5 separate regions of the Mus musculus genome follow, and regions 2, 3, 4 and 5 are each linked to region 1. The links are chromatin loops, found by intact Hi-C in ENCODE. Cell type or tissue: heart. All regions are shown on one strand. Each heading gives the region's core, and the rest is flanking DNA. Links, peaks and the distances in the headings are about the cores only.

Region 1 (6,553 bases), core at 972-5,971:
CCTGCTATGACACTCATTAGATATACATCCTTCACAAAGTCACGTAAACCTCTTTTAAACTAGTATCTCTGCCTGTAAAATCAATGTCTCAAAACTCAGTGGCTGACTGGGGGTGAGGAGGTCAGAGGACTCCTTGTGGGAGTCAGTTCTCTCCGTTCTCTCCTTTCTATCATGGGAGTTCCAGGCTTCACAGCAAACTGGTCCTGGCGCAAAAGTTTTATACTTCTGAAACTCATTCCTTAAACAGAATATATAACCATTAAACCTCATTCTTACACTTTTCCCAACCTCTCTTTACTCATTGGTACATTTTTTAATGTACATGTCTTTTAAAAACATTGTTTATCATTGCTTGCTCAATGCAGACTAAAACATACCCAGTGGGAACTCATTTTTGAATAATGAAATAAACATGGTGACACCTACTTCATAGCGTTATGGAGATGTAAAATGAGAAAACATGAAAACTATTAACTCCTTTCACTTTCTTAACTGCTGTAAAGTAGGATCTATTATCCCCATTTATATATAAGAAAATGAGCTAGAGAGGTTAAGTAACTGATCCAAGACCACAACACCAGTGAGTGATGGGTCAAAAAACTGAATACAAACTCCACATACAGTCCATGCTCAGAACCATTAGTTAAGTCTTCATACACAATGGGCACTCAAGTACTATTTTTTTAAGTATGTTAGAATATTAGAGGCATAAAGCACCTATTAGACATTCAATAGCCAATGATGATTAGTTTAACTTGTTTTCTCTCGCTAGGCAAGTTTCATAACTCACAGTAATTAAGAAATTAAAAGACACTGCTGGGCATAATGGTGTATCTTTTAATCTTGGTGAGTTCAGGGCCAGCCTGGTCTACAGCGTGAGCTGTAGGACAGAAAGAGCTATACAGTGAGACCCTGTCTTCAAAACAAAACAAAACTGGTGGTGTTGGGGTGGGGGGTGGGGGGTTGACGGTGTCCAAACATCAGCTATTCACAGGCTAAGGAAGACAAGAAAGGAAGAAGGAACTCCATTCATGAGTCCCTAAATGAATTCTGGATTCTCCCTAAAACTGATACTAGTTGACGGAACAGATCTGTATGCTGTCCCCCCCCCCCCTTTTTTTCTTTTTGATCAAGTCCTTTTCAAATAGAAGATAAGGAAATAATTAAGAGAGAAATTCTTCAAAGGTTATCCATTTTAAAAATAATGCTACATTAGTTGAAGAAACAGAACTGGGGAAACAGTACAGGCAAGGTTCTCTGGCCTATTCTGATCTCATGTATTTACAACAGTGGAGCCTAGCATCTTTCCATTAAAAACAAAAGAAATGAAACAAGAAATTAGTGTCCAGAGTCTTAATGATAGTTTCCCCTTCTCCCTCATCCTCAACCCTACCTCTTTTACAGATGCAAGTCTCCTGGCCTTGCAGATCCTCAGTACTGTCAACACTAATTCACTGGCCCTCATTGTCTAAAGTTCTTCACTAAGTTTCTTTCTTATTTAAAATAAAAAAGCACATCTTTTTCCTCAAATATAGGTGGAATTCTGATCGACTCTCACCATACTTATATTTTATTCTTTTCTCTTCAACAACATTGCTCTTGAACTTAAAAGTTCTATCATTAACATTTCCTCCCTTTGAATTGTGCTTCAGAGAAAGCTGCCTTCCACTCATATCCCAAAGTGTGTTCAATAGAATGCAATATTATTTCTGAAATGAAGTATAAACTCTTCCAATTCTACCTTTTTCTTGTAAATATTTAGTTCAATCCAATGTACAACGTGTTTCTATGTTGGGAAATATATTTTGTTCCTTACTAGTCAGTAGCCCATTGAAAGCTGAGCAAATTAGACTTTCAACTTAGAGGTAAAGTCTTGTGCCAAAAGAAGGGAAGAGAGGAAAAGTTTTCAATCTTCTGCACGCTTTCCAGGTACAGCTGAGGCTATACGAGCATCAAAACCATTCCATCCAATCGGAGATACTTTGGAGATACCTACTCTAAAGGATAAATAGGGCTTGCAACTAGGTACTAAAACTTACAAATAAAGCTCTTACTTAAATCCATGTTCTCTCCCATTTTTCCTCTTTCACCAGACATAGGATGTCCAGCTAACATTTCTTTTTGTCATGTTGTCATCCTTCAACATCTTCAAGTGAGACACCGCAGAAGTATACACTTTCAGATGCTCTCCTAACCTTTTGATGATTTTTACAGGAGAATTAGTTCAAGGATCAGATTATCTGCATTTGTAAACTGTGTAGGCCAAAATAATTTTGGGGAAAAAAAAAGTACACTTCCCAAGTCCTGAAAATTAAACTTCTGAAGACATGTAAAGACAGTGAAAGAGAAAAGAAACTATTGCACAACCCAACCCGCCCACCTGACTCCAAGTTGCAGCACACAGCTCAGAGCTTCACCCCTTCACTCTGATCACAGCATGCAGGCCAGTCCTTTCTATCATGCCCATTTCTCATCATGTGTTACAGACATTTCTTTAATGGCTCAGCTTTCTTATTACATATATTTCACCCAACAAATGACAAACCTATTGCTTTACTTGTGAAGATGGCAGTGCAAAACACAGTAAGGATCAACACTGTCTTAGCTGGTCAAAGTACATATTGTACATATTCTCAGATGAAAAACTCAGACCTACAAAAGGAACATACCCACATGCTTCAAGCCATCTATACAACTTGAGGAAATATCAGGTCATGGACAAAACTACCTAGGGAGGTGCAGTTTGTAGCAGAATTCTTCTTTAAGTATTACATTAAGTATACGGCCTTGTTCCAAACCAGAGCTTAATGTTAGAAAACTTAAAATCTTACTACTGGTGGTTTACTCACAGTTGCTAAACCTGAAATTCAGCACCAGTTTTTGAAATAGGTCAGAAGGGAGACAAAATGTACAGATGTCACTGAGTCTCTAAAAACTTTGATTCCTACTTTTGCAACTATCAGACACTATCCTCCAGTATCCTTTAAACCTTGCTGCCCTTATTTTTAAAATAAAGAGGCTGAGCTGCAGAGGAAAAGTCTTTCCCACTTCTGAGAACTATAAAGCTGGCCAATTCTAAGTACCAAAACAGAAAAGGATTCCATCACGTCCTTCTCATCATTGTTTCAATATTAAAGTTTTGCTTTCTCTTTTGTGTTTGTTTGATTTAAGGGTGTCTAGGGCCTTAGGCCTGCTAGACACTAAGCCTTGCCTACATTGCTTACAATGAAGCCTGAGCAACACGCTGTCCAGAATCAATCAATAAGCAAGTACAAACTACCCATACACATTTACCACAATAGGCCCAATAGAAATAACAGAAGGGACAAGTTTGGAGGTATATATATTCCTACTCTTAGAACTTTTTTCTACGATGTAGCTTCATCTAAGGTTAGGGAAAAAATGTTTGTCTTATTGCTAACAGGTGAGCCTCAAGTCTCTTTCCAAGGTCTCTACATAAACAGAACCTGGATGGGAAAGAAGAAATCAAATTAACTCAAAAGCAGCCTTTTACCAGGCTCTAGTGTGGCACGCAGTATTTCTGGATAATTCAATTAGTCTTCTCTTTAGAATCAACTTTTACAGCTTCTTTCCCTCTGCTGCCTCGAGTTACTATTTCCTCCATATTTGGGTGTTTAAAGCTTCCATTTCCTAATATTGACAAAAGGGTTTGTTCTAAAAGAACTAACAACTGGTAGGTCATAGTTTGCTATCAGTATGGTTCATTAAGCTTTTGGGTTAAAAGGAATAAGGTCCTACAACGCCGCCTGTCTGTAGACCCAGGAAAAACTATAAGGAGTTATGAAACCAGATCACTAGAACATAAGGCCTCCCTATCCCAATCACAACCATGCCCGGGTGCAAAACAGACACTTCATCCCTGCTTACTTTACAATAGATAAATAAATAAAGTTAATTAAATAAAAGCGGGGTATGGTTTGATTATTTCTTATTAAGGGAGAACCCGATGGATTATTACACATACACGCAGAGCACCTAACAATTTTTACGTACTAAGTCACTTGTAAACGCATATGGAGGGATAGAAGATCGGCTCATCCATAAATCTTTCACAAATCGAGGAAGCGAAGAGTACTTCAGCAGCCACGAGTTTAGAGAGAGAGAGAGAGAGAGAGAGAGAGAAAGAGAAAAGAAAAAGCCCTGCAGCAAAACAGTATGGAAAAGTACAGCCTCTCACGTGTCTCTCCCAGATACAAATACTTAGCTCCGAGTCCATTACAATCTTACCGCCCCTCCACAACTGCTCCCGGCCACCTTCCACTGACAGAAAACTACCAAGCTCGCAGTCGGTCCCCCGGAGACTCTCCTACCTATTATCTTACCCCTCCCGCTTTAGCTCCGCCCCCGCCCCGGGAATGAGGTGGCCTTACTGGCCCCAGAGAGACCACCCTTCGGCCCCAAAGTGCCACCCGGGAATCCGACCAATCAATCCCTCCACCCTTCACCCTGCGAAGCAGCATCCTCGGCTAGCCAGCTTCTCGGCAACTCCGTGCACTCTCCGGTCCTCCCACCCCCACGTGTCAGCTACCCTCCCCCACGTCCCCACACCTCACGACTCAGGCCGAGCAAAGAAAGGGGGCAGCCGAAAGCCCGGTCCCTCAGGGCAGATCGTAAGCCCCGAGGGCTCGGTCCCACCGCGAGTCCCCTCCCACCTTAGGCCCTCCACGGTCCCTTCCGCCCTCCTCGAGGTGAAACCAGGCCCTTGCCTCAGAAACCTCCTCTTCCTCGTCGTCGTCGTCCTCCTCTTCCTCGCTGTTGTTGCTGCTGGTGCCGCCGCCTCCTCCTCCTCCTCCACCGCCACCGCCGCCGCTGTTGTCGCTGTCGCTGCTGCTTTCGCTGCTGCTCGGGGGTCGGCAAGTCCGGTTCCGCTTGGCCTTGTGGTGCGGCGGCTGCTGCTGCTGCTGTTGCTGCGGTGGCTTCTTCTTCAGGAGCAGGTCGCAGACTCGCACCATCCCACGAGGAGAAGAGGCCGGGCGAGCCCCGCCGCCGACCTCCGCCGCCGCCGCCGCGGGGGGGGCCGCCACTGCCGCCGCCGCCGGGGGACTCCCTTCTCCCTCAGCCGCCGCCGGAACCGTCGCCTTCTCCATCCCCGCGGGAAGAGGGGGTGGGGGACGCGGACGGGGGAGGGGCGTGGGGGGGCTCCGCTCTACCGCGACTTCGGTCGCGCCGGGGCCGACACAGCGCTCCGGGCCGCCGCCGCCGCCACCGCCTCGGTCACCTCTACTGCCGCCGCCGCCGCCGCCGCTCCGCCAGCTCTCACCTCGTCTCGCGATACTAAGGGCGGGGAGCTTGGCGGAGGGAGGGAGAGAGGGAGGGAGGGAAGGGAGGGAGGGAGAGAGAGCGGGAGGGCTGAGGGGGGGCGAGGCGGAGCGCGAACGCCGTGCCCGGGAAAGCCGAGCAGGCGTCCGGAAGGAGCCGCCGGGGGAGTGCGCCTGGAGTGGCTTCCTCTGGGGAGACCGAGTCTGAGCGGGGACCGCAAGCAGGGACCGCGGGCGGGCGGGCGGGCGAGCGAATGAACGAGCGAGCGAGCAAGCGGGCGGGCGAACGAGCGCCTGGGTGGCTTGTCTTCTCCGCGCTACTTCCCCCACACACACAGCCCTGCAGCCCTCCCTCCTTCCTTCCTGGCTTCGTATTAGAACGCAGCCGCAGGCGGAAGCGCGGGTGACGCCATCAGCCGGCGCCGCGGCGGCCGCGCGAGCGCGGAGCCCTGCCTGCCTCTCCCAAGTGCAGACTCCAGGGCCGGGGAGTGGGCTCCCCCGCGAGCGAGCGAGCGATCGAGCGTGCGTGCGTGGGCGCAGGGAAGCAGAGGCAGTGGGATGGCGAGCAGTGGGGCCCGGGCTAAGTCGGGGGCGAGCGCAGAAGCGCGGGGGAAGCTGGGCGAGCGCGAGGCCTGGCCCCTCAGATCCGGGAGGTGGGGCCTCGCCCCGGACCTCCTGGATGGACTTTTCCTGCCTGGCCATTTTCTCCACCGCCTAAGCCAGAGAGCATTGGATCTTCCGAGAGAACTTCGTGAGAGGAGAGAGACTGAAGTCAGGTCCAAAAGAAAACTGTTTCCCCTCCACCATCCCTTGGAGCGATCACGTCCTCACTTAGAAAACTCTTGTCCGAGTTTGAGTCTCGGGTCCTAGGCTTCCTAAATCTGACTATTTTGTACACCTTTGTAATGTGCAGGAACGGAATCTAGTGATTTTTAAGACTATACACTTCCGAAGAGGTGGGTGTGGGAGCTGGGCCATCATCGTATGCATTTCTCGGTCTGGATTCTGAGATCATTTTGAGTACTTAGAAAACTTGCAGACCGATTGAAATGTAGCTTTCTTCTTCAAACAGACGTCTCCAGTGTAGCCCAGGCTAGCCTTGAACTGGCGATCTTCCTGAGATTATATGGGTCTGTACACCACCGTGTCATGTTTATGTAGCTTATTGAACTCAGAATTAGCCATTTCTGGGCTAGTACGAGTAGTGACATAAGGAAAATAAAGCAAACATCAAAGACAGATGTACTGGCACAAGATAAAAAAGTCCCTCAACT
Region 2 (6,553 bases), core at 1,015-6,014, 1.8 Mb after region 1:
TGCTGAGCCGGCCTTCTAGCTCTAAGCAAGCCTCTAACATCGACTGACATCTGCAGCCCAGGAGGGTTCTTTGATGCAAAGCAGTCTGAACACAGCCTAGCAGAAAACGGTAAAGTACTTGACATTGCTATTGATTAGTCCTGACCTTTGACCCCGCAGCCTCAACATCAACTTATTTTGTTGTATATCGGTGGGTTGACTGCATAGTAACAAACAGTCTAATTAACGGTGTTTTGAGACACTGCTTTTCCAGTAGGAGTGCTTCCAAAACCTGCATATGATGTGTTTCAAACGCAGATGATGACTGTGGCTCTCAAACTATGGGTCAAGTCCCCTTTCGGAGTCAACCAACCTTTTCACGGGTGTGTGTGCGTGTGTCATATTATCAAATATCCTGAATATCAGATATTTACAATTCATAACAGTAGCAAAATTACAGTTATGAAGTAGTATCAAAAATAATTCTATGGTTGGGGGAGAGGTCACCACAACCCAAGGAACTATAGTAAAAGGTCTCAGCATGTGGAAGGTTGAGAAGCTCTGCTCTAAGGCATAGACAATTCCTTGCCTCCAAGCTATAAAACAATCATATGCTATGATGCATATTCTTTTTTAAGATTTATTTATTATTATACATAAGTGCACTGCAGCTGTCTTCAGATGCACCAGAAGAGGGCATCAGACCTCATTACGAGTAGTTATGAGCCACCATGTGGTTGCTGGGGTTTGAACTCAGGACCTCTGGAAGAGCAGTCAGTGCTCTTAACCTCTGAGCCATCTCTCCAGCCCTCTGATGCTCATGCTTTTTGCTGAGTTTTCAAGCAGAAAAAGAGGCTTGACAAGCCCAGCCACTGAAGGAAATTGGTTTTAACAACAACAACAAAACAAAATGGATTGCAAAATAATTAATTTTAGTAGATGCTCTTGGTCAGTTTTAGTTTAGGAAATGGGAAATTACTCTCATCAACTCGGAGTTTCTGATTGTGGAAATGTTACTAAACCCACACACCATTTACGGTACCATCCCGGAATCCTTCCAAGAGTCAGTTACAACTTTCTCCTGTCTTCTCTTGCTTCCACAAGTGGTTCTTCAGCAACTACCATGTTCTTGACTTCTGCCACACGGCTTGAGAGCACAAGCAGGAAGACATTGTCCTTAACTCTTTCTAGACATCAAAGTGTTGATGGAGTAATACGTAACCCTCTTCTTAAATAAGGAGTCACTTCATGGCTGCTCCCTGCTTGGGTTCCCTCAGATCCTTCCTGGGGCATAAATAAGAGTTTATACTTTATCTGCCTCTTTTTAGACCTCAAAACTCAAGTGAGCAGAACAGAACGGAGATTGTGAGACCAGGGAATGTGGTGGGTCACCCTCATCATTTCTGCACTCAACTGGCCGTCCCTTAGTCCTTCCCTCTGCCCTTCCTTCTTTCCATCTCTCAGTCCTTCCTGCCCACAGTCCTGTCCTTCCTGCCCAGGACCCAATGTTAGGGAATAAAACAGGTCAAATGATGGACACCTCCTCGTAAGTCATGACTACTGTGTCCAACAAAGTTTAAAACAAGGTATTTCAACGAGGTTTGTCCCTTAAAACAATTTTGTAACAATGTCAAGGTCCTGTGTTCCATTACCAAACAACAGAGATGTCTCCAAGCCCCCTCAGATCGTACCAGAGCCTCATCCCTTAAGGTAGGACAGTGAGACTTGGGGAAGAGGAGAGGTCAGGCTCAGGGCAAGGTGAGAATGCTAGGTGAGGGTCTTAGCAGGCTTTCCTTGGTCACTGGTGACAATTTAATGGTTACATTTTTTAGGATGCAACAAAATGCCTCCACGGAAAATGTCTAAAGCAAAATGTCAAGCAGAGGACAATAGTGGCACACAGTATTCCTGGCAATAGTATCCCACCATGCTCTGTGTCCAGGCTTACGACCTTGGGACTATCTATCACTACGGCCTGCATGGTGTGTGTTCTGTCATTCACGGGCAGAACAGATCGTCTCTCTTAGCATACTAGTCACATGTTCATTCAACAATTTATTCACCTATCCATCAAAATCACTCCATGATTAGTAAATACACTAGCAACTGATTTACAAATGGCCGGGTCATCAGATTTGGCTTATCAAGTTTGAATTCAGTGTCGGCGGCAAAGTGACAGCGCAAAGAATCTGCATCTTGATTTCAAGGTACTCTCTCCTGAGACGCTGAAGTGGAGGCTTAAGGAACTAGCAGGAATCTGCCCCACAAAGAGGGAAAGGGCATACTAAAGCAAGAGAAACATGTTGAGTATTTGAGGGACACTGGCGCTTCAACCCTAACAGGTGTGTCTGCCAAACTAAGGAGTTTGGATGTCATTATATAAACCGGGGAACCACTGGAGGATTCTAACAAGAGGACTGACATACTTCCTCTTGGGCTCACCCAAGGGTGTACTGTGGGAAGCCAGGGCTGGATGTAGACAAACTAGTTAGGAGCCTACTGCTGTAATCTCAGTGTGGAAGAATCTGAGAAATATTCCTGCACACCATACACTCAACATTGGACAGGTGAAGGAGGAAAGCCGGAGTCTTCGGATTCCTCCTTACAGACTAGGGGATTATTTGGGTAGAGGTACTACTGAGCACGCTAGGGCACACCGTGGAAGCATACTGATTTCTTTTTAGAGGGAGTCTGGGGGAGACATAGGTCTTAATCGTCACATCTGAGACCTATGGGGAATTGAAACCAAGAGAGGCATGAGTCAGTTGGTTTACTAGACTCCCTTTCAGAGTCAAGAAATTTGCAAAACCATGTGTACCTGGCAGCCTCATTTGGAAAGAACAAGTATAGCGATTTGGAAATATGACATTCTGCTTGCTAAAACCATTGAAAACGTAGAAATTAAGAATTAATTTTAAAAAGGGGGGCATTATGCTACCAAAATGACACAATGGAACAATTTATTTCCAACCTCTTATTAGAGATAAACGAAGGGGGTTACTTCTCACACTTGAAAATGAGCGGAGAACCTGGTGTTTAGATCAAGGAATTCTTTTTAGCGGGGCTGAGGAGCAAGAACTTAGAAACGCGCCCTCGAGTGGTAGTGGAATGAGGGGTCTCTAGCACCCCCTTTACCACCAAACAAAGCCCTGGGTAGAAATGCAATTTGCGAGGATCAAAAGGCCACCTCGCTCGTACCGCTTAACCGAAAGAACCATACGAATCTTCCAGGGGACAGGACACCCTTCTCCCCCTTACCTGTCACGCCGGCCAAAGGAAAATTTCACTTTCGACTCAACAAAAATAAACCCTCAGGTTTGACAGCTTGCAGTCCGTCCCGCTCTCGGCGACAAAACACCTACCAGCCGATGCTCCTAGTCTAATCAGAGCCTCGGGAGCCGACTGGGCAGGGCTGCGACCACGTGGGTGACCGCGGCCAGCAGCAGCAAGCAGCGCAAGGAGGAGGAGGGGGCGTGCCCAAGTGGTGGGAGGCCTGCTGGTAGGCGTGGCCTGTGGGGCCGGGCAGGTGGGCGTGGCCTGCGGCCCGGGGCTCCCTCCTCTCCCCTTTTGCCTTCGCCCTTCGAGCCGCCACGTAACGCCACGTCCCCGCGCATGCGCACCGCGGCTGGTGTCCGCGGCTGTTTCCGGGCTCGGGGGGCCGGAGAGGCTGCTGAGTAGGAGGCGGCGGTGGCGGAGGCCGGGGAGTGCGGAGAGCCGGCTCGGGGGCTAGGCCCTACGGGGGGCGGGGGGCGGTCGTGTTTTCTTTGGCAGAGGGGCTGGTGAAGCCGGCGGCTGAGCGACAAGATGAATTTCCTCCGTGGGGTGATGGGGGGTCAGAGTGCCGGACCCCAGCACACTGAAGCCGAGACGGTGAGCGCAGCGTCGCCGGGCCGGGCTGGGGCCGGGCTGGGTGGGTGAGATCGGGGCGTCTACGCCGCTCCCGTCGCCTGCCTTCTTTCCTTCCCCCTGCTCGGACGCGCGAGCTCCCCACGCGGCGGTGCAGCCCGGGCCGTGGTGACAGGAGGGCTTCGGGGACCCGGCACGGCGACGGACCGCGCGGCCCCTCCCTCCTTCCCTTTAACCTGTCGGCCGGCCAGCCTCGGTGCCGGCTGAAACCCGGCTCTACGGGGCTGGAAGGAAGTTAAGACCCAGCTGTTGGCGAAGGCTTGTGGCTAAGAATAAAACGATATTCTTGGGGCACAATGCCACCTGTTCCTGCCCCATCAGCTGTAAGAATGGGCGTTTGCCTAGGGTTGGTGGTTCAGACCCTACTTTTCAGGTTCACCCAAATGTGTCATGGGGCAATACTTACTCCTCTTGCACGCTGTAGTGATCTGCGCGCTAACCACTCTAGGGACTCTTCTGCTCTATTGGTGACATGATTTGTTAATGTTTTTCTTTTTTAATTATTAAGACATGGAAAACCGGCATTTGATTTTATGTTTAGGATACACTTCCTGGGAAGTTTGCAGAGCCAATTGGAAACTGCTGTGGATGGCTTACCTGAGAAAAATGAATTTAGATATACAGAAAAAAAAAAAAACCGCGTGTGACATTTTAAAGACAAACTTTGGGTAGTTGTCATAGCTCTGTTTTGTGGATTCAGAAGGGTCATAAAATAGGACCTGCAAGATAGGATGGAGTCTTTACTAATGAAGAGAGAATTAAAGTAACTTGACCAGAATCTTGGAGCTAGAATTTACTACGGGGGAAACTAAGAAACTAAGCTTTCTGCTAAGCTTAGACTTGATTGCTGATCCCGGGTTTCAGTTGTTAGCTGGCCCTTTTGGAAATAAGATTACCCACATTAATTAAGTTAGGATTACGTTAACTAACGAATGTAGTGTACTAATGTAGTTAGTGTAGTTTACGCATGTAGTTAGTACTGAGGGAGATGGAGGAGGCCTAGGACTGAATCCAGGGCCTGATTACATGGAGGGCAAGCATTCTGCCACTGAGCCAGACTTCCCACCAGGTTACAACGGAGCTGAAGGCTGTCACATGTGTTGTTTTTGAAAATCAGATCTCCTCTTCCCCCAATACCTGGCTTCCCTTGTTCCTCCCCACATGGCAACAAGGCTGCTGTTATTGGAAAGCCAGGGACTTTAGCTCACCACAGTCACAGCCCATCTCTTTAACCTTTCTGTGTTTTGTCTGATGTTTGTCTGTCAGAGACACACAAATTAAGAGCTGGCTTTGAAATGAGACCTTGATTTGAATCCAGGCTTCCAGGCTTGGTTGACTTGGACAGATCTGGGAAGGCTAATGCTTTCTAAGTAAAAAGTGCTGGCTCCTGTGGCTGTAATGAGTCTTTAAAGTTGAGAAACATGAAAGTGCAGCCCTTAGTAGATGCTCAGGAAAGGATGGACTTGACTCTAGTAGGTTAGGCTGAGATGATCCTTCGGCCTTGTCACAGTGACCTCTGTGGAAGAGGTGATGCGTTCTTCAGCGTTAGAGGAATTTGAAGCTGAGGCTCCTGGAGCAGCGAGAGGTCAAGCCTCCTCACTCTCCGCTCAGCAAAGTGACTTGTGCAGTTGGTACTGCGGAGCTGGAGCTGGGATGCTTGGTTCAGTGTGCATGGATCAGTATCATAGTTTTACATCATGACTTTATACTGATGCCCAGTGTCACCGTGGTGAACATGTAAAGAGAGACGAGAGGGATGCCCTTTTACTTCACTGGCTCTGAGAACTGAATCAGTAGTCTGTCTTTTGAGGACCGAGGTCACTGAGTTACTGTATGATCAAAGTTAGTTCTGAGTCTGTCGGGAAGTCCAGCAGGGCTCACGGGCCACTAGTTGACATGGATTTATAGAGCCTCAGTGGAGTGCATGGTGTACTATTAGGTGCTTTAATTGTCCATATTTGATTTGGCCTACGTGCTTGACTAGCCAAGGCTTTGAGCATCTACTATATAATCATCCACGACCTAGGTTCTTTTTTTTTTTTTTTTTTTTTTTTTTGCTTTATGGAAAATTTATTGCAACTCTCCAACACAGAATTATTTTTTCTTTTCAACATCTTGCTCTGCAGCTTCCTTCGCCCTTTTTGCTCGGATGCCAAAGAGTCGGGCATTGGCACGGGCCATTCGGAGACTGGCAAAAGCCTTAAAGTTCTTTTCTTCTTCTGTGATAACTCTGGCCTTTTCCTTTTTGTACACATTCCGGATGGGCATCACAGGTCCTGTCAGCTGGGTGGCCAGCTTAAGTTCTTCAGCAGAACTGTCTCCCTTCTTCGGAGCAGAAGGCTTCCTGGGGAACAGGATGAGCTTGGAGCGGTACTCCTTCAGGCGCTGCACGTTGGCCTGCAGTGACTCCGTGGACTTGTTTCGCCTCCTCGGGTCCACAGAGATGCCGATGGTGCGAGCCACTTTCTTGTGGATGCCAGCCACCCTGAGCTCCTCCAGGCTGAAGCCCCTGCCAGCCCGGACCTTGGTGTGGTATCTCACTGTAGGGCACCTCACGATGGGCCTGATGGGGCCGGACGCGGGGCGAGGGGCGATGCGACGCGCTTTCGCCTGCCGGGCCTTGCGCCTGCGGATCTTGCGCGCCGGCTGGTTGAACCAAGTGTCCACT
Region 3 (6,553 bases), core at 585-5,584, 83 kb before region 1:
GAAGGGTGTTTTGTTTTGTTTTTTAAAAAGTGGCAACTTCATACCTTATATTTTGGAGCAAATAAAAGTTACTTCATTTTTGGGATGGAAGATCCTCAAAGTAAAACTACCCGAAACACAAAATATACTAACTACTACAGGGCAATAGTAACTTTGAAACACGGTGTGATGGTTTTCTCAACTATAAAAGTTTGACTCTCACACAGATATAGATTTTCTTACATTAAGAATTATTCTGAGAGGAATAAAGTGTCTTACATTCAATCGGACAATCACACTGACAGAACAAAATTAAGATTAGGCTAGAAATAAATATATTTTACACAATCATCCTCCCAGTATGGACCCTGATGTTTCTATGTAGGAAATCTGGTATGATCTTATTTCACCCACTATATGATTCAAATAATGGCTAGTCTGTACTTGAGGTGGAGAATGCTAAAGAAGCATAGGACAGACTGGAAGTTGGATTAAGGGATTTTATTCTCCAGATAACTCAATTCTGAAGTCAATGTGAGAACATCTTCTCTTCACCCACAGTAAGAATGCTGCTGCATTAGTATTAAGTTTGGACAGTAATCTCTGAATAGAGTGTAGATGTGTGTTTCCCAAGTATTGTCGGCTACAGACAGAAAACAATTATGTTTCACAGCTGAATCTGAAACCAGGCAAAAAGAACTTATATTGCCACAAATAATACTGAAATTGATCTTCCAACAGTTATAAACATGACTATCCATTAAGAAATCTACTTTACATATAATCCTTAGGTCAGGCACAAACATACACTGTACATTATAGCAACACAAACTCTATGATTGTACATTTTTAGTCCACTTAAAGGTCAAAAGAAAAACAAGGAACAAAAAAACCAAACATAACACTTTAATCATTAAGGAAGCAGACCAAGATAAGGGGCATGTACTACTGATTATCTAACGGCTCTGAAACTGTTCAGGATTGGCTTATTTATTTATTGTCAGTCTTGCAATTCTGACCTGAATCTACCTCAAGATTGCTGGTATTACAGGCACGAGCCACCGCACAGACTTAAGGATCAAATAATTTCATTGAAATTTTTTATCCTATATATGAATTTCAAAATCATATAAAATCTACAGCTCTTAAGATAGATTACATGTTTCTTTTGGACAGGCTTTCAAAAAAAAGAAATGGCTAAAAATGACCCTGAATGTCCACAACTGCTGACTCCACCTCCTCTGTACCAGGATTGTAAAACTGTTCCACTACAGGTGGAGTTATTGAGTCCTGGGGATCAAACCCAGGGTATATATGGATGCTATACAAGCTCTCTACCAATTGAGCTATATCCTTAGCCCTCACAAACTTTTTATTCTATGATTTTTAAATGGATTAAAAAATTAGCAAATTAATCCACATTCCAACTGGAATAATGTATTTTAGAGAACATAAAAAAACTACTTTTAATGTTTCAAATTAATTCTTTTCATCTCATCTAAAGTTTTGAAGAAAAAAACCCTCATTTCCTTTGGAGTACCTCTGAAACTGCTTTATCAAGAGTAAGTGCTCACCATTCCACCATGTACTACATAGATAAAAAGAAAAAGCTTTAAACATCTACATAGCTAAAGGAATTCTAGTATTAAGCTGTTTTTTTTTCCGTTTTCTTTTCTTTACATTTTAAAATTCAAATTAGAGAACAAAAACCACATGTTTGAAAAGTTAAAAGTGGGATTGGAAAAGTATATAGACAGAACAAAAGCATGTTTTAGGGGAAGTTAAACAAGTACCCAGTTTTGCTTTGGTGAGTATGGGAAATAAGGCAGGTTAAAGACTTAGCCAGCTAAGTACTGGGAAGAAATGAGAGAGTCCTAGGAGAAACCTAACAAATGAGACCTAAGGAATTAGGGGACAGTGCTGAGGGAAGAAGCCCAATTGAGGCTTCATTACACACGAAGCCCAACATAAGAGGTGAAAAGGATCTTTAGTCAACTCAAAGGACAAATACGATCAGAAGTTGTTCAAACAATCAGAATACAGAAAAGGGGTGTGTAAGAGTGCACACATGTATGTGCACAGCATGTGAATACGAATGAGATACTAGGTAGGAATGATCTGCAGGCAGACAGTAAGATTAATTCTGTTCTTTCTCTGCTAGGCACTTCTCTTTACCCACACAGAAGAGCATGATACAAAAGTAACCTTTTTAGAAAATAACAAATTTGTCGTAACTCTAAAATCTAATCTTCATTCAAGTAAAAAACAAAACAAAACAAAACAAAAACAACTTTTATAAAGGAAAAATCTTGAACACACAGACAGAAATTTTGGGAATAAATGAATCAATAGAAAATGCTGCTTTACAAACATCTGATGACTATCAGAATTAAAAATTTTTACATCAGCCCATGAACATCAGGTAAACTCTGATAGCACATTAAAAACAAATTTCCAACAGTCATTGGTATAGAACGACCAAGTCTTCATTTCATCAATAAATAACACTTAAAACTTAACTAAAACCCTTTGGTAACCTGAGATAATAAGGAATTACAATCTAACTTAATGGACATAGTATTAATTTATGCTACTATGCATGGTCATTCAATGTTAAAGTCTTTAAAGTTTATTAGATATCTAATCATGACTAGTTAGAGATGATTAACAGGGCTTTAAGTTTTGGAAAATCTTATACTGATAGATATTAAGATTGTTACAATTCTTATTATAAGTCACTACTAGCAATCTTACTGGTGTAGTTTTACTCTTAAGATTAACAGATTTTTTCTTTTTTAAAAAAATTTATTATAGTATCTAACTAAGTACACTGTAGCTGTCTTCAGACACACCAGAAGAGGGCGTCAGATCTCATTACAGATGGTTGTAAGCTATCATTTGGATTTGAACTCAGGACCTCTGGAAGAGCAGTCAGTGCTCTTAAACACTAAGCCATCTCTCCAGCCTCTAACAGATTTTCATATTACATATTGCTAAGAAAATTAAAAATAAAAGGATTGGGAAACTATAACAGTTTTTGAAATGCATATACTTGTTTTTCTCAGTTTCTTAATGTTATCTCAATCTAAACATCTAAACACTACACAGCATATTTTCTTTCAAGAAAGGAACCTTACAATAATGACTCCATCATAATAAATGTTTCTCAGAGTTTTCAAAGTAGAAATACTAAACAACCCAAGTAAAAACAAATAAATGTAAAAAATGGGAAAATAGCAGAAGAAACGTATCAAAATTCAACAACCATTTACTATTTATTTCTCCCTTCCTTATCAAGTTTTCTTCCTGAAGAAAAATTATTTCAGTTAGCATTCTTATAACCTATATCCTTATGAAATCTTATTCTACTCTGTTAAACAATTTACAAAATTGCAATCCCAAATAAGCAATATTAACACTCTTCTTAAAGTGCAGTCCTTGTTAAAATAGAATAAAATCTTACTGGCTACACATTTAAAAACATGTCATTTACCATGGGGAAAATATCTTCCCATAATACAGTCAGAAACAGACTATACATTAACATTCACAGGGGATAAAAATTACTGACATACAGTAAAATCAGACTCTACTTGTTTGATACTTTATTTATGTTGTCAAAGTGTCTGCTTTGATTGTTGTTTGCTTGTCTTTAGCCACCATGAAGCTTGGTACATTAGTATAAAAGTTTTGGGTTTTTGTTCAATCACAAGTAGACTTCCTAATATGTCCTACTACCTTTGTACCTAGATTTTTATCAATTTCCCTTTTATTGGTATGAATACAGAAGCAAAAATGCCAAAACCCAACCCGTGTTCTGAACTTAAAGTGGAAAAACAAAACCAAAAGTAAAAACCAAGATTCAACCCACTACTGAAAAACAGATTCCCAGCCATGACAGATTTGTTCATTTACAGTGTATGAGCTAATCTTTAATTTGACCTGTAGCCATCTGAGAACTATTTAATGTAGTTTTTCTAAAGACATAATGGGTCAAGAGTCCAAAAAAATACTTCTCAAGTTGAATATTGAGCAATGTTTTTTTTTTTTTTTTAAAAAGGAAAAAAAAAAAAAGAAAAAAAAAGAAAAAGAAAAAAAAATGCTGGCACACTCTTACTCGCCTTAAGCAAATCATATTTGATACCTGCTCATAACAATATAAACCCACCTGCCATGATGTCATCCAGCGTGTCATTGAGGGTCTGAGCAGGGCTGGCTACCATTAACCCTTGTTGTGTTTCAGTGAGAATTCCTTGCCCCAGCCCTGCCAACTGTGCTTGGCCCAGTACTGGCTGTCCAACTATCACTCCTTGAAGTTCTGTAAGATTTGCGATGGACCCTGGAGGCAAGGGACCCGTTGCCAGAGGCAAAGCTTGAGGCATCGCCAGAGGCTGGATTGGTGCAAAACCCATCTGAGCAGCAGTCTGCTGGGGTTCATCTTTAAGCAAAACAGGATCCACTTGCTGTAACCGTGCATAGTCTCCCTCGGAAAGCTGCTCTCCAACCCCAACAGAAGTAAATAGTCCCAGATGCTGGCAAGACTGTTGCTGCTGCTGCTGAAGCTGAATTCGTTGAGCTTTAACTTCTAGATACTGTTTTTTAAGCTGCTGCTGAGTTTTCAGTTGTAGCTCTCGCTCTACTTTCTGCAGCTCCTCCAGAATCTTTTGCTTCTTCTGAATTTGTTCCTCCCTCGTTTTGTTCAGCTCCTCGATCTTCTCCTTGGTGAGTTGGTCAGCATGAGCCAGCTCCAAGGACTGCAGCTGTGCATTTTTTTCTATGGCTTCTTTTATCCTCTGTTCCAGTTCTGTTAACTTTCCCTGAGCCTCTTCTACAATGCTCTCTGGAGACTGATTGGTGATGTAACCCTGTACATCCTGGCTGTTTGCTGGCAAATGGCTGTTGGACTTTTGTTTAGAAGCAGCTGTGTGAAAAAGAAACCCCCTCAGAAGTGCACGTGAATGGCATCCTCATTACAGAGTTACTGTTGGGAGGGTTAGTGCCAACAGTTATGCACCAAGCTATCATATCCATGAAGGTGAAATGTACTTTTAAGTAGTTAAACACAAGTCCACCTTCTCTATCATAAATATAGAATGTATGTATTTTATGTGCATAGAGTAACATCTGGAAGTAAAGTTCAGAATTTTATAAATACCACAAGGCTAAAATTAAGACACTAGAGGGATGTAAGCTGTGACACCTAAGTGGTGCAGTTTACGTCAAGTCTAAGGCTACGTGTAGTATTTCATATGGTCAGATGTAACAACTCATCATAAGATCAGAAAAATGATTTTCCACACTTAATAAAATAGCTGTGCCTTTTATAAACACACACACATACACACAAAGAGAACCCAAACCACTGAGATGTACCAAGAAATTAAAATCCAACTAAAATATATGTCTTCGTTGGGACCTACCATCTATAAGACTGACAAAGGAAAGAGATAGAAACTCGCATATTCACACAGCTGCCTAGCCAATAGAGAACTGGGATTTAGTGTCCCTGGAAGAAAAGATGCTAGACTACGCCATCCTCTGTTACCGTCTGACAGCCAGGAAAACAGACTGGTCTGGCTAACAGGTTTAGAAACAACCGAAAAGAATGCCAAGACAACAGGCTGCTTGTAGTGACCGAAAAGAGCTGCTAGGAACACATAGCATACTTGTTGGTAAAAGAACACAGGTAGCCAAAACCAAGATGCAAAAAAATAAAAAAATTAAAATTAAAATTAAAAAAAAAAAATCACAATTTCTTCATGTAAAACTTTTCAAAGGAAAAACTGACTTAAACTGGTAATTGGGGATATACTTAAGAACAGGCATGGTATGACATATACAAGTCAAAAAAAAAAAAGGACCTTGGTATTTTAAGATATAATGAATGTATTACATCTTACATATCTTTGAATATTAGGCTGAGGAAAAAGTATCTAAGATATAAATCTATGTTAAACCAGCTTTTACATTGAATTTTAATATTTGATCCAACTTCTTAATCTTTATTGCCTCATGCCACTACAAAGAGTTAGGTTTGGTTAGTAGTCAGAATTCCATCAAAAAGAACCACCTGAATCTCTTCTGAGTTTCTCTTAGCACCTATTTTCCCTCCCAGAAACTTGCTTTTTCTCATTGGTTTAAAACAAACAACAAACAAAAAGACATTAATGATACCAACTTAAGAAACTTCCTCGTTGGTGAAAATAATTTTTAAGGGCTAGTTTTTGTTTTCTTACTTTCACCTGAAAAACATTACTGATTCCAACTTAGTAAGTGCATTGCTCTTGAAGAGTAAGGGCTGGTTATTCTTTTGTTTTCACCTGAACATGTAAGAACAATCTTTAGAAGTATAACTGACCTTTACTCCTAACGGGAAGAGTAGCAGCAAGGTTGGCAGGTGGTTTGTCAGGCTCCTGAGGTGGGACAACCATGGGCAGTGCTTGAACTGGTACTCGAGGTGCCTAAGGAAAAAGGACGACAGTCACTCGTTAGTGCTCGATCTATTATCATGCTAATAAACTGCAGAACTGTTAAGAATATGTAATATCCATTTCAGACAATGACATATTTACAA
Region 4 (6,553 bases), core at 474-5,473, 62 kb before region 1:
ATTGGACGAGGCTACTTCTTCAGATGCTTCGATCATGCTCCACAACACATCCAACACATCCATATTTTACATATGAAATATGGTTTTCATTATAAAGCACTAGAAAACCTTAAAATATTACTTACACTGAATCCTTAATAAGACTAAAAGCACAGATACAAGGCATGAGAGCCACGTTAAGGTCTCCTGGCCTGACATTCAGATTATTAGAAACAAGGTTTTATGACTCTTTTAAAACAATAGAAAGCAAATACTAAACCTCATCCTTTAAAAGGGTCTAAATTATACAAATAAACTGAAAAAAAGTAACACAATTGATAGACTAGCAGTGACTTCTTTGTCACTAATACATAAAAAGCAACCTAAGTAAATGAAAAGTCTTATTTTGATTTTTAAATTTTATGTGTATGTTTCTGTGTGTACAAACCACTGGTGAGAGATGTCAGCACCCAATGGGGGTGCCAGGTACTAAACTCAGTGCTTCCGAGGAAAGCAGCAAAGTCTCTTAACAAAGCCGCCAGCCAGACCCTAACTGCTGCCAGCACTACTTATAGACTGGTGCACACTCCACCGACTTGAAGATCTCTCTCTCAGCTTACTTATAGAACTGATGTTAAGAAGTTTGACAGGTATGGATTTTTTGGGCATATACACAAAAAAAGGTATCACACTAAGTAGACACAGTATCAGGCAAAAGAAAAAAAAGCTTAACAAATATTAGTTATTTTCATTCCTATGAAAACCACGTTTGTATGGAACACGACACAAAGCACTCACTTGTCCGACTGCCCTGCATTTGCTGTGCTCTCAGCTCTCATCCGGGTAAGTGCAGCAGCAGCTTCATCCAACGCACAACTGACAGACGATGTTAACCTGCGGAGCACTTCAGGGTCTGCAAAGGCTTTACCATCCGCCGTCGATAACTTGCCTATTCCTGTTACAGTATTTTCACAGCAATATGGAAGTACCCAAACAGAAACAAAGCAAAACTTAGGTTACTAAAACCTGTATGTTAACAAGTAACCTTCATATACTATACTGGATATATCTGTCTCTAATCTTTAGGTAAATAACTCTCCTCGAACCTAGAGGTTTTATCCATGCCATATGTTCTTGGATGCATGACCTAAGGCACTCTGTCTCAGGAGTACAAAACTTAGCACAGAGAATATATCACAATATCTAGGTTTGATTTAAGAATAAGAGAGAATAATTGTTTTCTCCCTTTCCTCATAGACTTTAGAATGCAAAAGGAATTCCATTCTTGATAAAACTAAGATACATCATTAAATCTAAGTTACTACCGGGAAGGTAACTAGAGTAGATTAAGTTGATACACAGCTAGTGAAGAGAAATAAGGAGATCATAAACAAAGGACCCCGACTGGGTAAGGAGGAGCACAGAGGGTGAATGCCGACATTCTGAGTACCCCTACTCTGCCCTCAGCCTCCTTTGTACTCTCCCAGGACCACAATGTTGGCAGTCAAGCTTATTATGCAAAGACTATAAAACTTGCAAGCATGTCTCTCAAAAAAAAGTCCAACAGACTTAGAGGGAAGACTTACATACTAATACATTAGTGATCCCAAAGAAATAAAAGCTTCTGTGTGTAATCACAGCTAGGAAAACCAAAATGTTCTACCAACTAACACTGTTACACATATCCTATATACTATTCTTTTGTTTATTTCCCTTGGGCTTATTTATTTTTTACATGTTTTTAAGTGTTTTACTGTATGCAATGTATATGTATTGTGTGCATGCATGATGAGGAGAAAGGTCACAATATGGGATCAACTCCCCTGGAAATGGTGTTACAGTGGTTGTGAGCCAGCACTTAAGTGCTGGGAAATAAACCCTGGTCCTTTTCAAGAACATTAAGTGCTACAAACCATTGAATCAATTTCTACAGTCTACCTCCCAAAACTACACATATAATAAAGTTTACTCCCAACATGAAGTTATACTATATCAAACAGATTATCCTAGTGAGTCCAAACCAATCAGAAACTCATGGACAGTAGAAAGAATTCTTTGCCTGGAGATAACAAAGGCAGGGAATTTAAAAAGTAAGTCTTTAAGATGAAGAGGATCTGTGGATGAAGCAATGTGCATAACCCTAAGAAAGCAAGGGGAGATCCAATTGAGTGTCTGTGGGACAGAAGGGTGCTCTCAGAACTACCATAGCCAGGAACTGATCTCTCAGTCACAATGAAATTAGAAATAAACTTTCCCTCACAGTAGATAGGTAAAAACTTAGCACAGGTGGCTTCAGTCTACAAGATCTTAAGACAAGACAATTCAGACACATTATGTCCTAATATCTGATACACAGAAATTAAAAAGCAAATGAATATTGTTTCTCATGGCTGCATTAAAAATAAATTATAATAACGCAATAGGAAATCAGTGAATATTTCAGGATGTAAAGCATCACTTGACAAAAGAGATATGTATCTTTTGAAATCTGGTTTTTTTTTATGTCATTGCTATTGGTTATAACAGAACTCAGGGTCAAAGAAAGTTTTATGATTTGAAAAGACAACGCAATGCAACCAATTTTCGAATGGAAACAAATTCTGAGAAAGCCTGAAAACAAGTGTATAGATGAGGAAAACTATCACAACTGTAATATCAAACTTCAACTGGAACACTAAAGAGCAATGAGTTTAAAAATAAGAGGTAATGATTTTTTTAAACTAAACTTCAACTCATAAACTACTATGCATGAGGACAGCAGGACATTTTCACAAGATCTCAGAAACTTTAGCCCCTAACAGGAAAAATAAGGGAATAAAACAGAGACCACCACCACCAACTACAGCTACATCAAAACCAACAAAAAAATCTGCACATTTCACACATCTCTCTGGAGAAAAGTGTTCTGGAGCTGTAGAAATGACTCAATAATTAAAAGAGTACCAGAAACTCATTCTAAAATCGATCAAACAAACAAAAAAACCTAGACAATATAAAATAATTCATCAATTCTAAACAATGACAGGATATTTAGAAATATTAATAGTAAATTTCTACTATTTTTCCCCTTGATTGTCTTTATGGCTGTCTTTTTAAGGAACTCCTTAGATACATATGGAAGAATTTATAAATGAAATCACATAAAAGTTAGACCTATATTCAAAGACATGAGGAGGGCTGGAAAGATGGTTCAATGGTTCAGTGGCTGCTCTTCCAGAAATTCTGAGTTCAATTCCCAGCATCCACATGGTGGCTTACAACCAACTGTAATGAGATTTGATATTCTCTTCTGGTATGTCTGAAGACAGCTACAGTGTACTCATACACAATCAATCAATCAATCAATAAATCCAAACAGCAAAAAACTGAAGGAAGAATTAACTTCCAAATTAAAAAAAACAAAACAAAACATGAAAATATCAACAAAGTGTAATGAGTAAGATAAAACAAGACTACCCAAGTACTTATGCTTACTGAACTTGAACATCACAATCAGAGGGTTTGTTATGCTATTCTAAGTTTTTGTGTGAAATTTTCCATTAAAAAGGAAAAGAAAGGGACTGGAGAGATGGCTCAGCGATTAAGAGAACTGGCTGGTCTTCCAAAGGACCTTGGTTCAATTCCCAGCACCTACACGACAGCTCCCAGCTGTCTGTAAATCCAGTTCCAGGGGATGACAGCCCCACAGCAGTACACATAAAGAATGAAATTAAATTATTGTTTGAAAAAGGAAAAGAAATGAATGGAGAAGCAAAAATCAGAATGAGGAGGAAGAAGAAATAATATATATAATTCTCTAATTAAAATAATGTTCTTAAGGAGAAAATAAAATCCACTCTATGGAAATAACACAGTTTAAGAATATAGCCTGCACTGTACATGGGGTAAGGCTGTGCCAGCATAAGGTAAAAGTTTCTCCAAACTATAACCTAGTTTCATGTGTGCTCTGTGTTAAAGATATTAATATACAGTTTATTCATTAATAATAACAGTCAACAGCACTGCAAAAAAGCTATGCTTCACTGAATCTTACCTAATATATTTTCCAAATAAAACACATTACAATTTTCTTAGATTAAAGAACACTACATAGCATGTCTAGAGGCCTCTTTGGTGTACTAGGCTAGGCTAGCCTGGACTGAAATAAACTTGTAACAAGCCTTCTGCCTCAGCTTCCCAAATACTTTACTTAGATTATTAGTCATCACACATGGCTACAAGGCCATTCTGAACAATGACATCTTCAGGGAAAAAGTATAATGTGAAGAACAGAGTGTTTAAGCAGACCTGCTCAGGTATGGCACAAGCAGAAGACAGAAAGCAGCACTTTAGCTGTGAATATAAATAGGGGAATTGCTAGTTTCCACTGCTCTGGACATGATAACTCTGAGTACTAATCAGAGTCTTTAGGGGGTACGCAAATTCCAATACTGTATCTATTAAGTACTGAGAATCATGTATATAAAGTCCTTTTTAGTAAGGCAAAAAGTGGGATGTAAATTTTATATAGATTTCAATTCAATTAAAACTTTATTTAAATTTACCAATGTTAATCCATAGTGAATTTTATCATGACAATGTTTTCAGTCATGACACTTCCATTGAAATGTAATTAATATTTATGAATGGTCATTACACAAAACATAGAGTAGCACACTTACAGTTAAGTAGCAAGCTAGGGATAACAGAGGAGATCCAACTATGAAGAATACACAGCATACCTGCAGCTTCTAGTAAAGCTTCCAGTCGAGCCTGCGTCTCTGGATCTACTGTCCTGAGGTCAGCACCGTCAGCAGTGCCTGATAGAAGCAACTTGGAAGCTGTTTCCAGCATTGGATTCTCCAAATCATCCTGGTCCAAAATGAAAGACTCCACCTAAAAAAACAGATACAGAAAACAGAAAAAAAGAAAAAGAAAGGACAGGAAATCAGGGAGGGGAACAAAAACAAAATAAGATCAGAGGTAGAAAAATATTTTAATTACCAATGATAAGTATAGTAGCAATACTAAATAAATTCAAACAGCCAAAGCCCATTGTTTAAATAAAAAGAAAATCAATGTTGACAATTTAAAGAGCTCATTATTCGAAGGGTGGTGGTGGTATACACCTTTAATCCCAGCACTCAGAAGGCAGAGGCAGGCAGATCTCTAGAGTTTGAGGTCAGCCTAGACTATGGAGTGAGTTCCAGGACAGCCAGGGCTACACAGAAATACTCTGTCTCAAAACAAAACAAAACAAAACAAAACAGCATAACTCATTATGCAACTGCAATCCTTTTATCTCCTCAAATCATATGCATTCTTTCAAGTTTTAATGAGATATACCTGAGCTTGTGAACATAAATCCTGTACCCTTCTCAGTTCCAGCTGCTTAGGAAATTAATTAAACACTTGACTTTCCTGACTTTTTTGCACTTATGAAGGACTGAACACACTTCCTACAAGAGCTATTTATTAACTGGTGTTTACATGTTAAATACTAAACTAAAATATTGCAGAAAGTACACTTATTAGTATCACCAATGATTTCATCAGAGAAGTGTAAATATTGGGAAGTTATGAGGCTTAAGCAAATAAGAATTTTAAACTTAGCCGGGCGTGGTGGCGCACGCCTTTAATCCCAGCACTTGGGAGGCAGAGGCAGGCGGATTTCTGAGTTCGAGGCCAGCCTGGTCTACAGAGTGAGTTCCAGGACAGCCAGGGCTATAGAGAGAAGCCCTGTCTCGAAAAACCAAAAAAAAAAAAAAAAAAAAAAAAAAAAAAAGAAAGAAAAGAAAAGAAAAAAAAAGAATTTTAAACTTTTAACAATTTATGCATCAAAGTTTAACTTTATTTCATTATAACAAGTACCAATTTAAATGGTAGGTTCATTAGAGTCACTTTTGAGAATGTTAAAAATCCAAATTAATAGTGACCGTTTGCCAGTTGTACTGTTCAGCAACAAGTAACCATGTTGCGGAAATATTTTCTTAGATTTCAAAAAATTAATGAAAAGAGGACTGTAGAGATGACCTAGCAGTTAAAAGTACATAAAGACTGCTCTTTCCAAGAACCCAAGTTCAATTCACAGCATCTACTTTGGGGAGTTTACATAAACTTACAACCTATACTCCTGTGGACACATCCACATATGTAGACATATAACCATTTAAAAAATAGAGAAGTGAAGTCTGAAGTATTTTCTTTATTTAACTCCAAGTGTACAGCAATGAAAAATGTTTGTTTACTTTGGTGCTATAACCATAGGGAAACAAAAAGTATTTATTTCTGCTTTTATAGTATCAGTACAAATCAACGCGTTAAAACCAATTAATAGCATCTTAGTATTCTAAGGATAACAATTTTGACCTAATAGCCTTACATGATCTCTTAGAGCCTGAGAAGTATAGCCCACCTGTTTTAGATATATTCGCAAGAAAGAAACCAGAGCAAATAGAAAGAAATTTGAGGTAGTAAAACCCCACCCACCACACCAAGTATGGTTGGTTGGTTGGTTTTGATAGTTTGGCTGGCTATGCTGTCAAATCCACAAGAAAATCTTGAACTCAAGAGACCATACTGAGAAGCAGTGGGA
Region 5 (6,553 bases), core at 762-5,761, 160 kb before region 1:
GGGGAAGCGCCTCCATAAGGCATTTTCTCAATTAGTGATCAAGGAGGGGAGGGTTCCTTGTGGGTGGGACCATCTCTGGGCTGGTAATCTTGGATTCTATAAGAGAGCAGGCTGAGCAAGCCAGGGGAAGCAAACCAGTAAAGAACATCCCTCTATGGCCTCTGCATCAGCTCCTGCTTCCTGACCTACTTGAGATCCAATCCTGACTTCCTTTGGTGATGAACAGCAGTGTAGAAGTGTAAGCTGAATAAACCCTTGCTTCTTGGTCATGTTGTTTGTGCAGGAATAGAAACCCTGACAAAGACAGTCACGGAACAGCAAGGAAACGTTAAAGAGGGCAACGGGGCAGGGGTTACTGTGAGAATGGAAATCAGTACAACTATTATGAAAAGTGGTTCAGGATTTCTTCAAAGAGCTAGAAATGGATCTTCCATATGATCTAGGTATACCCTGTAGCCTCCCCTCCCCAGCCTGAAACCTGCTTGCTCAGGTTTCACTGTTTACTTTGGGGTGGAGCTTGCCACTCAATCGTTCTGCCACGCCCACTGCTGGAGCCTGCCACTTTGCTTTTCCGGAGCCATACACGTGGTCACCCTGCTACTGGACTCCAGGATTATTTGGCGTGAATCGGGCCCCTTCCCCTCCTTCATAACTGAGTGTCGGAAATAAAAAATTGAGCTTTGATCAGAATGACTGTCTTAGCTACATCTTTTTCTCGCCCTCCTAGCTCCCTCTTCTCTTCCAGGTTTCCAAGATGCCTTTCCAGACTAGAACCCAGACATTCGAGCAGCTGGCCAGACACAACATACCCCATATGGGCCTGTACCCCAAAGCACCATCGTCAACTTGTCATGGGGATACCTGTATAGTCATGCTCCTCCCAACACTACCCGTAACGGTCAGATTGCAGAAACAGCCCACGTGTCCATCAGTGGGTGACCAGACAGAGGAAACGTGATGTCTATATGTACAATCACAAGGAACACAATGAAGCCACTTGTGAACAAGCAGATGGAACTGGAGCTGGACCAGAGTCAGAAGGACAAACAGCACATTTCCTCTTACATTCAGTAAGCAGGATCTAAGGTAGGAAAGAAAGGTGATGACTAGAGAAAAACGGATTGGAGCTCAGAGAGCAAGAGAGGGGACCAGAGTGTGAATGTGATCAGAACACACCAAGTACATGAAAATGTCACAGTGAAGTTTTGTTTTTGTTTTTGTATTTTTTTGGCTTTTTGAGACAGGGTTTCTCTGTATAGCCCTGGCTGTCCTGGAACTCACTTTGTAGACCAGGCTGGCCTCGAACTCAGAAATCCGCCTGTCTCTGCCTCCCTAGTGGTGGGATTAAAGGCGTGCGTATATCCCTTCAGTCTTTTTGATACAAGGTTTTACTATATAGCATAGGCTGAACTCAAATTCACACTCCTTCTGCACCCCCTCCCGAGCCCTGAGATTACAGGCAGGCATGAACCACCACACCCAGATCAGGATACACTCATTTTTGGTTTGTTGTTTGTTTCCTTGCTGGGTTTTTTAAGCATAGATTCCCGTGCAGCCGGAAGTCGCCTCCGATTCCTTGTGTAGCTGAGAAAGAGCCTGAACTCTCCGTCCTCCTTCCATGCCTGCAAACGTCAGACTTTCCAGTGGGAACCACTGCTTCTTACAATCTTTCCCCCAACTCTTCTGCACTGTTTCCTGAGTTTGGGTTATAGATGGATTAACCGGGTACGGGCACACCACAGTCAGCTGTTCGACAACAGCTTTCACCGCTGCAATGGTCTCCTGCAGCAAAAGGAGTTTCTTTGATGAGGAGTAAGAGCTACACTTATCTGGAAGCGAGTTTTCGGCTTCTAACTCTCCAGCACTGAGACTCAGCTGCTCTCACACTCTTGGCTTAGTAACAGGGGTTTTGTTGTTGTTGTTGTTCCTCTCTCTCTCTCTCTCTCTCTCTCTCTCTCTCTCTCTCTCTCTCTCTCTGAATGACATGTATGTATGGTACCTCCAGGTACCAAGAAAATGTGCCTTTGAGGCTGGGGTTACAAGCAATTGTGAGCCGCCAGACCCGCATGGAGGGAACCAAACCCTGGTCCTCTGGAAGAACAGCAAGTGCTCTTAACCACTGAGCTACCTCTCTAGCCCAGTTGCAAGTTGTTAAAACCCCAAGATCCCCTCAATAGCTTTGCCTTCCTACCAATATCAACTTTATGGAAACCTCAACGGGTGTGGGGTGGGGGAGGAAGAAAAGAGATGAAGAAAACTGAATCGAGCCCCCTTGCTCACACTGGGTCCTTTTACATTGCTCTCCCCACGGGAAGCATAACAATTGGGCTGTTCTCTACCTCTTACCTCTACATCTGACAAAGCCTGAGTGTCTCATAAGGGTTAGTTCAAAATCCAATTGTTTCCTCTGTGCAGACTAGAAAACTGATTAATAAAGTGATTTCTCCCTCTCCCTCCTCCTCCCCCTTCCTCTTCCTCTTCCTCTTCTCTTCCCGCTCTCTCTCCCTCCCTCTCCCCTCCCCTTTCCCCTCTCCCTATCCCTCCCCTCTCCTTCCCCCTCCCCTCTCTCCCTCTCCCTCACCTCCCCTTCCCCCTCTGCCTCTCCCTCCTCCTCCCCTCCCTCCCCTTCCCCAACCCCCCTCCCTCTGTCTCTCATTTATCTATTTTATTATATTCTGCATTTACACATATGCATCCATAACTTGGATGGTTGTGAGCTGCCATACAGGTACTAGAAACCAAACCTGAGTCCTCTGCATGTACTCTTGATCACTGAGCCGCGTGTCTCCAGCCCTGCGAAAGCTTTCAAGGTAACATAGTAAGACAAACAAGGGGATGTGTAAATGGTCCATATACCCACTGCGCTTCCCTGTCCCACAATCCCATGTGTTTACCTGTCCTGGCTTCACAGACACGATGAGAAAAGTGTAAACAGAAAGGACACAGTTTTACTACTGGGTTATCGGCAATGACAGCAACGTCAGGGCTCCAATAACTCCAGCCAGCCTTGATGGAAATAAGACCATGCCCTTTGAACACTGCACACCATACACCGGCCACAAGTTACATCAGATCCTCCTGGCTACGGTCACTGCCAGGTAGGGACAAAGAGTGCATTTCCAGAAAGCTCTTCTTCTGTGTGCCAAGCCTTTGTAATAAAAGATCGGGATGATGTTTTAATCATATACACATCTTGTTCTTGTAGCACCAACTGGAGTAATAGAGTCCTAAAGTTCAAAGCCTTGTGTTTACTCAAGATAATGACTGTGGAAAGAAAGTCAAGAGTGAGTTGAGTATAAGAAGTTGCTGGAAGCTTCCTGGGTACAATTGAGTCCACAACTCACGTCTATGGCGGATAAAAGCCTTGGCCTCCTGGGCCACAAGCAGCTGAGTTTAAAAGGCAGCTCAGCTTGGCATAAGAGAGACTGGCTAGACACAATGCATTCCCACCCTCTGGTCCCTTATTTATTATCACTCTCTAACAGGGGATCTAACATCACTTATTTAAATTCTCAGAGTTCACAGCTATATGATTTAAAAAGCAGCTGGTCAATAATTAAAAATTCCTACGAACAAAAAAATCATAATTTAAAAGTGTATGGTATAATAAGACCCAGAAGAAATATCTGTGTGTATTAAGGAAAAAAGAAAATAACAGGGGGAAAAAAATGTCCTTTGTTAACTGAAAACCGTAAAATGCTTGTTGGCGTGTTTCTACTAGCCACTAGAGGGCAGTGTTGGGCTAACTGTCTAAAACAACCTGCATGGTGGTTGAAGTACCAGAATTACAAGAATTACCTGTAGCTCATCGACTTTTTGTGTGTGCTTCCAGACTCTCTCAGCAGTGAGAGTCATCAAAGCCGAAAGAACAAAAGGCTAAAGACTAAATCTGTTCTGTTTTCACTGTTCACATGAGGTCCTGTTCTCAGTGATACCCTTTTTTAGGTTAATCTTTATTTTACTATTTAAATGATCATATGGGCTAGAGAGATAGCTCAATGGTTAAGAGCACTGACTGCCCTTCCAAAGGTCCTGAGTTCAAATCCCAGCAACCACATGGTGGCTCACAATCATCCGTAATGAGATCTGATGCCCTCTTCTGGTGGGTCTGAAGACAGCTACAGTGTATTCACATCCATAAAATAAACAAATCTTTAAATGACCATATATATTCTTTAAAACCTACAGTTGCTAGAAATAAACTAAGCTGGGTTTGGCGGTACTCATGTTTTCTTTTGTCTTGGTTTTGGTTTTTCAGGGTTTCTCTGTGTAGCCCTGGCTGTCCTCGAACTCAGAAATTCACCTGCCTCTGCCTCCCAAGTGCTGGGATTAAAGGCATAAACCACCACACCTGGCGGTACTCACCTTTGATCCAAGCACTGAGAGACAGGGCAGAAGAATCTCTATGAGTTTTGAGGCCAGTCAAGGCTGTTTCTAATTTAGTTAGTTGATTGACTAACAGTGTGTGTGTGTGGGGGGGGGGGGCACTTGACTCACACCCACAGCCTAAGATCTTGGTTAATGAGAATAATTACAGAGGTTCCAGTTTCATCAAAAACTGTATATTGACAAACTGTGTGCACAAATACTTTTCTGTCAAAGGTAAATAGACTTTATCCATTTTTAAATTCAGAAAGTCATAGAGACTAGTGAATCCTACACATTTTAATATAGGAAAATAAAATATCCCTATTAATAATTGTATAAGACTTAGCTTTTGCTATGGTTACTTACTATTTATTGATTGGTTGTTGTTCTTTTTGAAACAAGATCTCACTATGTAGCCCTGGCTGCCCTGGAACTTGATATACTATGCAGAACAGGCTGACTTTAAACTCACAGAAACCCACTTGCCTCTGCTCTCCTAGCCCTGGGACTAAATGTATAAAATCAACTTTTGTCAATTTTTGTTCTCTCTCTCTCTCTCTCTCTCTCTCTCTCTCTCTCTCTCTCTCTCTCTCTCTCTCTCTCTCTCTCTCTTCCCCCCACCCCCTCTCTGAGGCAGGGTCCCACTATGTAGCCCTGGCTGCTGTTACAGAACTCACTACTCACTATGTAGACTAAGTTGGCCTTGAAAGAACTCCTAGAGAGCCACCTGCCCTGCCCCGCCCCCAAGCACCGCAACTAAAGCATGTGCCACTGTCGGGCCCCCACGCTGCATTTACATTGTTGCTGAGCACCCCAAATGTGGTACAGTCCTCTAATCCCAGTTTGAGATGCTCAAGTGCATTGCTTGAAGCAAGTTCAAGGCCAGTGTGAGCTACACATTAGTGCCAGACCGGCCAGAGCTACATAAAGGGACATGTCTCAAAACAACTCACTCTCTGTACATTGATCTTTTCTCTCTGTGTTGTCATGTATACTTCTATTTCATCACCTTCTCCATCATTTCTACTGACATTTACAAATTCTTACAATGTAGAAATGGAAAGGATCTTATTGCTGAATCTGTATATATCGTTAATGGCCCATAATCCAAAATGTTAAAATCCAGACAAAAATTTCTCAAATCCAGACCCCAGTTTTCAATCCTTTTATTTTGTTGTTTATTTGGCATGGGAAGCTCGTTCCAGACAGGGTTTCTCTGTGTAACAGCCCTGGCTGTCCTGGAACTCTTTGTAGATGAGGCTGACGCAAACTCTCGGAGATTCGTCTTCCTCTGCCTCTCAAATGCTGGGATTTAAAAGCCTGTGCCATCATGACAGGCTAGGGGTTCACTTTTGTTTTTTGTTTTTAAACTTTTAAAACTCAAACTTACTCAAACAGGAAAAACTAGAATTATGATTTCTATTTCTGAGAAATGCCCCAGCTAAGTTTACAGTTTAAAGTTCAGATGTTTTCTCTTGTCAATTAATAGCAGAAAATACAATTAAATTGCACTCTCAAAAATAAAGAACAGCAAAAGGCACATACATGTACACACACACATACACACATACACATGCACGCACACACACACAAGCACACACATACACACACACATACACACACATACACACACACACACACACACCTTTTGCTTTCTTGATATTTTCTTTAATGTTTGTCACAACATTCCATTTCAAAGATATGAGGCAGAATGGTCCAGTTATGTTTGAGATTTCTACCTAGGGTAGTCCCTGGGGCACCGAACAGTATCCAGCCTATCTGGATAAAACCATAACGGACTAGACCAGGGCCAGCAAGATGGCTCAGAGGCTAAAAGCACTTTTGAGGGCAAGCCTGCTCACTTCAGGTTGATCCTTGGAAACCACGTAGAGGTGGAAGGACAGAACTATGCTCCCAACCCCGCCCCCGCCAACACACACACACACACACACACTAATAATAATAATAATAATAATAATAATAATAATAATAATAATAATAAAGTCAAACTTACCTCAAAGAACTAAGTGAAGAGACAGGGCAGCAAATCTGCTCCAGGACAGAGAAATCTGGGGATTAAGAACATGCAAAGGCATATGGTACAGAGACAGGGAGAAAGAAAGAGCTCTGTGAGTTTGAGGCCAGCTTAGTCCATATAGCAAGTTCCAGGCCAGCCATGTCTGCA

What was found. A loop is a pair of places that touch in the nucleus more often than their neighbours do. Peaks named below come from ENCODE experiments on the same cell type or tissue, not always from the same donor. Only the 100,000 strongest peaks of a DNase experiment are listed, where the experiment ranks them.
Region 2: it touches region 1 in a loop (9-fold over the local background); 2 of 42 quality-filtered maps call a loop at or near these places.
Region 3: a loop joins it to region 1, with 4 times the contacts of the local background. A loop is called at or near these places in 17 of 42 quality-filtered maps.
Region 4: a loop joins it to region 1, with 2.5 times the contacts of the local background. A loop is called at or near these places in 7 of 42 quality-filtered maps.
Region 5: it touches region 1 in a loop (4-fold over the local background); 4 of 42 quality-filtered maps call a loop at or near these places.

The regions. Positions count from the first base shown.
Region 1 is chr5:90,360,940-90,367,492 of GRCm38, forward strand. Ankrd17 (ankyrin repeat domain 17) reads right to left here and starts at 5,246. Exons shown (of 34, transcript NM_030886.2): 1 at 4,728-5,246. The coding sequence starts at 5,108. Gm9958 (predicted gene 9958) reads left to right here and starts at 6,058. Exons shown (of 1, transcript NR_045618.1): 1 at 6,058-6,553. In heart, for the core only: a CTCF peak has its summit at 3,763; DNase peaks (open chromatin) are centred at 3,792, 4,452, 5,322 and 5,672; H3K4me3 peaks cover 3,143 bases; H3K27ac peaks cover 2,101 bases.
Region 2 is chr5:92,134,315-92,140,867 of GRCm38, forward strand. It overlaps Uso1 (USO1 vesicle docking factor), which reads left to right and starts at 3,624. Exons shown (of 24, transcript NM_019490.1): 1 at 3,624-3,849. The coding sequence starts at 3,784. It also overlaps a transcript of G3bp2 not described here and the pseudogene Gm15710. In heart, for the core only: CTCF peaks have their summits at 3,098 and 3,975; a DNase peak (open chromatin) is centred at 3,457; H3K4me3 peaks cover 3,430 bases; H3K27ac peaks cover 1,408 bases.
Region 3 is chr5:90,278,704-90,285,256 of GRCm38, forward strand. Ankrd17 (ankyrin repeat domain 17) reads right to left here. Exons shown (of 34, transcript NM_030886.2): 14 at 6,338-6,440; 15 at 4,148-4,900. Among named protein-coding and RNA genes, the nearest start is that of Cox18, 58 kb to the left of the region's middle. In heart, for the core only: a CTCF peak has its summit at 2,825 (motif pointing right); no DNase peak of the experiment used is centred there.
Region 4 is chr5:90,299,212-90,305,764 of GRCm38, forward strand. Ankrd17 (ankyrin repeat domain 17) reads right to left here. Exons shown (of 34, transcript NM_030886.2): 2 at 4,701-4,854; 3 at 778-934. Among named protein-coding and RNA genes, the nearest start is that of Ankrd17, 64 kb to the right of the region's middle. In heart, for the core only: no CTCF peak of the experiment used is centred there; no DNase peak of the experiment used is centred there.
Region 5 is chr5:90,199,605-90,206,157 of GRCm38, forward strand. Gm35936 (a long non-coding RNA gene) reads left to right here. Exons shown (of 3, transcript XR_389324.1): 3 at 728-756. Among named protein-coding and RNA genes, the nearest start is that of Gm35936, 9.6 kb to the left of the region's middle. In heart, for the core only: a CTCF peak has its summit at 3,728 (motif pointing right); no DNase peak of the experiment used is centred there.